2 separate regions of the Homo sapiens genome follow, and region 2 is linked to region 1. Evidence: read pairs that join two places in POLR2A ChIA-PET (ENCODE). Cell type or tissue: A673. All regions are shown on one strand. Each heading gives the region's core, and the rest is flanking DNA. Links, peaks and the distances in the headings are about the cores only. Region 1 overlaps PLIN4 (perilipin 4). Region 2 holds the start of TNFAIP8L1 (TNF alpha induced protein 8 like 1).

Evidence for each region. Peaks named below come from ENCODE experiments on the same cell type or tissue, not always from the same donor. Only the 100,000 strongest peaks of a DNase experiment are listed, where the experiment ranks them.
Region 2: POLR2A ChIA-PET joins it to region 1 with 13 read pairs; 4 of 35 experiments call an interaction of 5 or more read pairs at or near these places.

What each region holds. Positions count from the first base shown.
Region 1 is chr19:4,507,845-4,510,741 of GRCh38, reverse strand. It overlaps PLIN4 (perilipin 4), which reads left to right. Exons shown (of 8, transcript NM_001367868.2): 5 at 1-296; 6 at 1,787-1,974. Among named protein-coding and RNA genes, the nearest start is that of PLIN4, 9.2 kb to the left of the region's middle. In A673, for the core only: no CTCF peak of the experiment used is centred there; no DNase peak of the experiment used is centred there.
Region 2 is chr19:4,637,860-4,640,756 of GRCh38, reverse strand. It overlaps TNFAIP8L1 (TNF alpha induced protein 8 like 1), which reads right to left and starts at 1,241. Exons shown (of 2, transcript NM_152362.3): 1 at 1,128-1,241. RefSeq lists an enhancer at 241-1,240 and silencers at 1,141-1,580, 1,641-1,720. In A673, for the core only: no CTCF peak of the experiment used is centred there; a DNase peak (open chromatin) is centred at 1,456; H3K4me3 peaks cover 1,694 bases; H3K27ac peaks cover 2,235 bases.

The DNA.
Region 1 (2,897 bases), core at 183-2,682:
AGACAATGGTGGGGAGCAGACTGCCCTGAGCCCCCAAGAGGCCCCGTTCTCTGGCATCTCCACGCCCCCGGATGTGCTCAGTGTAGGCCCGGAGCCTGCCTGGGAAGCCGCAGCCACTACCAAGGGCCTTGCGACTGACGTGGCGACGTTCACCCAAGGGGCCGCCCCAGGCAGGGAGGACACGGGGCTTTTGGCCACCACACACGGCCCCGAAGAAGCCCCACGCTTGGCAATGCTGCAGAATGAGTTGGAGGGGCTGGGGGACATCTTCCACCCCATGAATGCGGAGGAGCAAGGTGAGGGGACGCCTGGGTTCATGGGTCCCTGAGGCAGGCACAGCTGCTAGCAGGTCCTTGACTGTTTTGTTTTTTTTTTTGAGACAGAGTCGTGCTCTGTTGCCCAGGCTGGAGTGCAGTGGCGTGATCTCGGTTCACTGCAAGCTCCGCCTCCCGGGTTCACGCCATCCTCCTGCCTCAGCCTCCCAAACAGCTGGGACTACAGGCGCCCACCACCACACCCGGCTAATTTTTTGTATTTTTAGTAGAGACAGGGTTTCACCGTGTTAGCCAGGATGGTCTCGATCTCTTGACCTCGTGATCCGCCCGCCTCAGCTTCCCAAGTGCTGAGATTGCAGGCGTGAGCCACCACGCCCAGCTGGGCCCTTGACTTTTTTTTTAAAAATGTATTTATTTGGTTTGTTTCAGATGGGGGTCTCCCTGTGTTGCCCAGGCTGGTCTCAAGCTTGTGGGCTCAAACGATCCTCCTGCCTCAGCCTCCCAAAGTGTTGGGATTACACGTGAGAGCACCTGGCCCTTTTTCATTTTTTTAGAGACAAGGTCTTGCTCTGTCACCCACACTGGAGTGCAGTGGTGCGTTCACTACAGCCTCAATCTCTCGGGCTCAAGTGATCCTCCTGCTCCAGCCTCAAGTAGCTAGGACCACCATGCCCGGCTATGTATTTTTTTGTATGTTTTTTGTCTCTCTATGTTGCCCAGGCTGGTCTCAAACTCCTGGGTTCAAGTGATCCTCCAGCCTCAGCCTCCCAAAGTGCTGGGATTACAGGCATGAGCCACCATACCCAGCTTCATTTGACTTTTATTTTTACTTATTTATTTTTGAGGCAGAGTCTCACTCTTGTCGCCCAGGCTGGAGTCCAGTGGCAGTGTCAGCACACTGCAACCTCCACACTTCCTGGGTTCAAGCAATTCTCCTGCTCAGCCTCCCGAGTAGCTGCGATTATAGGCGCCCGCCACCACACCCGGCTAATTATTATTATTTTATATTTTTAGTAGAGATAAGGTTTCACCATGTTGGCCAGGCTGGTCTCGAGCTCCTGATCCCAGGTGATCCACCCGCCTTGGCCTCCCAATGTGCTGTGATTACGGGCGTGAGCCACCGCGCCTGGCCTCACTTAACTTTTTTTTTTTTTTTGAGACGGAGTCTCGCACTCTTACCCAGGCTGGAGTGCAGTGGCTCCATCTCGGCTCACTGCAAGCTCCGCCTCCCGGGTTCACGCCATTCTCCTGCCTCAGCCTCCCGAGTAGCTGGGACTACAGGCACCCGCCACCACGCCCGGCTAATTTTTTGTATTTTTTTAGTAGAGACGGGGTTTCACCGTGTTAGCCAGGATGGTCTCGATCTCCTGACCTCGTGATCTGCCCGCCTCGGCCTCCCAGAGTGCTGGGATCACAGGCGGGAACCGCCGCGCCCGGCCCTCACTTGACTTTTATAAAGCCCTGATGCCCTGAGGGGCTTCCGGGACTGAGCGGTGCGCCTTCCTTTCCAGCTCAGCTGGCTGCCTCCCAGCCTGGGCCAAAGGTGCTGTCGGCGGAACAGGGGAGCTACTTCGTTCGTTTAGGTGACCTGGGTCCCAGCTTCCGCCAGCGGGCATTTGAACACGCGGTGAGCCACCTGCAGCACGGCCAGTTCCAAGCCAGGGACACTCTGGCCCAGCTCCAGGACTGCTTCAGGCTGGTAAGAGCTTCCCCCTGCTGCTGCCCCGTCCCCAGGGCACTTCTTAGAACCCCTGCCCAGGACTCACCCAGCTGCAGATACTGACTGAGCACCTAGGAGATGATGCTGTCAGCGTCACCAATGGTCATGGCTCTGTACTCATGGGGCTTGCCTCCTGGCAAGGGGGACGGAGCTAGATCAGATCCTTAAAGACAGCGGGTAGGCTGGGTGCGGTGGCTCACGCCTGTAACCCCAGCAATTTGGGAGGCCGAGGCGGGTGGGTCACTTGAGGTCAGGAGTTCGAGACCAGCCTGACCAACACAGAGAAACCCCGTCTCTACTAAAAATACAAAAATTGGCTGGGAGTGGTGGCAGGCGCCTGTAATCCCAGCTACTTGGGAGGCTGAGGCAGGAGAATCTGGGAGGCGAGGTTGAACCCGGGAGGCGGAGGTTGCAGTGAGCCAAGATGGTGCCACTGCACTCCAGCCTGGGCGACAGAGCAAGACTCTGTCTCAAAAAAATAAAGACGGTGGGGACACAAAGACAGCAAAACAATCTGTGTGCAGAGGGGGATGTGGGCTGGGCAGGAAGGCCGTCCCTCTGGGCCCTGTCCTGACCGATGGGGAGACAGCTCTGCAAAGCCCCCAAAAGCAGGGACAGGACAGCAAGCTACCGGGGAGCAAGCTGGGTGTGTTCGGGGAATGGAAAGGCGGCGCTGTGGCTGGGTAAAGTGAAGCCAGGATGGGATCCAGGGAGCCCGCAGGGCCTGGGGCTGCAACGCACGCAGGAAAGGACCCAACGCAACATGACTCGGATGCATCCAGGGGTCATGCACCCTGGCCAGAGTCGTCCACCCCTCCCACTGGCCCCGCTCTCTTCCTCTGGCCTAGGTTCTCCCCTTTGGCAATGTGGACGTTGGGGCCGGATCGTGCTCTGGGGTGGGA
Region 2 (2,897 bases), core at 102-2,601, 130 kb before region 1:
AAAGGCCCTGAGAGAGGACCTCGCCTGGGGTGTTGGAGAAACAGGAGGAGGCCAGTGTGACTGGGGCAGAGCCACAGCGAGAGTCAGGCAGGTTATGAGCAGGGCCTGTATTCCTGCATCTGATCCCCCAGCAGCCCTCAACTTGGGGAGTTACGACCCACTCCTGTTTTACAGATGAGGAAACTGAGGCTCCGCAGAATTGAAAAACTGGTTCAAGATATCATGCGGGTGGCAGAGCTCAAACCTAGATTGGTCCAAGCTCCGCCACCACTGGGCTGGCCCCCCTGGGGCCTCCCAAGGCGTTCATCGCCTCCAGCTGAGCTGGGACTGGCTCAGGAAATAAACTCTGGCGGCCTGTTTACACCTGGGGCTGCTCCTCCACCAGCCCTTCCCCCCTCCATAGAGAAGGTGCTGGGAAATGTGAGGATGCAGAGAAAACAGATTCTGTCCTGCCTCTGTCCCCACTTCCCTGGACAAACATTGGAAGCATTGGCCTCTTTCTAGGCCTTAGTTTCCCATCCCAGGAAATGGGCCTAGTTCGACTTCACAGAAAAGGCCAGGAGGCGGCAGGTGTCCTTCAGATCACCTGCCAATTACCTTAGCAGCGACGGTCCCAGTTCACAGCTGGCAAAACTGAGGCCAAGTCCCCACAGGCCACTTGGGAGCTCATTAGGGGCCAGTCTGGGTGGGCCCGGGCTGGCCTAGGCCTGGCTCCCCGCCACCGATGCCTGGACCGATGCCTGGTTTAGCTAGAAGCTACAGTCATGCCCACCTCCGCACGGCTGGCCCAGCTGCCCACCGCCTGGAATGCCCTCAGGGTTCTGGAATCTGGCCTGAGCACCTGCGGCCCTACAGTTAAAGGGGGCAGAGTCCACTAGAGTCCACATGGGGGATGGGGGTGCTGGTCCCAGAGCAGAGCCCCACGCCAAGGGGGGCAATTGAGACTCAATCTGTCTCCCCCTAACCTATACAGCGAGAGTGACAGAGAGACAGACGGAAACTGAGGCAGGAATGTAGACGGACAGGCGGTGGGGTGCAGAAGCATTAAGGGGCGGGAGAGACAGAGGGCGGCCAGGTGGCCCCCGAGATGCGCTGAAATGGGGGGCGCCCCGGCACTGCTCGCTCACCTACTCTCGAAGCAGAGTCCGTACGTCCAACCGTCGGGGGTCCGTCCAGCCGCCTCCGTGGGCCGGGGCCGTTGCCGCGGCGGTGGGAGCAGCGCCGGAGCCGGGGCCGGGGCCGGGGCGGGGCGGGCAGCGCGGCCCCGCCCTCCACTCGCCTCGCCCCTCGGCAGGCCACGCCCTCCACTCGCCCCGCCCGCGCGGAAGGGACCGGAGAGTTGCCAGGCCTGGGGGGCGGGCCGAGCGCTCCGGATTAGCCAATGACAGGGCGGGCAATGTACGAAAAGGCCAATGGGAGCAGGGCACTGCGACGGGGGGGAAGTGGGGGGAAGGGGCGGAGCCTGGGGGCGGGGTCAGGCGGCTCTGGGGGATTCCTCCGGAATCGCGAAGGGGCCCGGATGCGGGGGCGAGGCCGTCGTGGGGGTGCCGGCCACAGAAAAGGGAAGAGATAAGAGTACGAGACAGACAGAGAACCTGGGGAGGGAGGCACAGAGACACCAACAGGAAGAGACCAGAGAGCCAAAAGGCAAAACAGACCAACCACGTGGTTCTGCACGGGCCCCTTCCTCCTTCTGGGGCTAGTTTACCCGCCTGGGTAATAGGAATTTCGGCAGAAGCGTGTTTCTCAAAGTACGGCCTCGGGGAACCCTTCGCGTCAGAAAGATCTGAGAGTCCATTTTAAAATGCAGATTCCAACTAGGTGTGGTGCCTCACGCCTGGAATCCCAGCACTTTGGGAGGCCAAGGCAGGAGGATCCCTTGAGCCCAGGAGTTTGAAACCAGCCTGGGCAACCTAGGGAGACCCTGTCTCTACAAAAAAAAAAAAAAAAAGAAAGAAAGAAAAAGAAGAAGATCAAAATAAGTTAAAATTTTAAAAATACAGAGTTCTGTGCCACAAGAAGGGATGAATCTAACCCAGGGTTGTGGGGCTATAGATGAATCTTTGGGGTGAGGTGGAGGGCTCCTGGAGACCTCATCAGAGGATCCCCAGGTCCAGCCTCGATTTCCGTAGGAATGAGCCTGCAGGACACACAGGAGCCTCCCGGCTGCGCAGCGCCAGCTGGGGTCCCCCGGGGAGGATGCAGCTGTGAGTCCTGGGAACCAGGCCCTGGAGCTGCTCCCAGGTCCCCTGCAGCACCATTTCCGCCCTGCAGCCCAACTCTGGGTCCCGGTTGCAGCTAGGGCCTAGGGAGCCCATAGCAACCTCGCTGCTTCTTCCTCCAGGAAGCCAGACAACAAATTGTTGAGGGCCTGTTGTGTGTCCTGACCTGCACACGGGATTCAGGAAGACCGAGGCACAGGCCTCAGGAGGCAAAAGTAAGTTAAATATCTCATTGGCTGGGCCCGGTGGCTCACCCCTGTAATCCCAGCACTTTGGGAGGCCGAGGTGGGCGGATCACCTGAGGTCAGGAGTTTGAGACCAGCCTGGACAACATCGTGGAACCCCGTCTCTACTAAAAATACAAAAATTAGCCGGGTGTGGTGGCACATGCCTGTAATCCCAGCTACTCAGGAGGCTGAGGCAGGGGAATCGCTTGAACTCTGGAGGCAGAGGTTGCAGTGAGCCAAGATCGGGCCACTGCACTCCAGCCGGGGCGACAGAGCAAAATTCCATCTCAAAAAATAAAACATACAAAAAAAAAAAATTAGCTGGTCGTGGTGGTGCACGCCTGTAGTCCCAGCTACTCGGGAGGCTGAGGTGCTAGAATTGCTTGAACCCCAGAGGCAGAGATTGCAGTGAGCCGAGATCGCGGCACTGCACTCCAGCCTGGGCTAC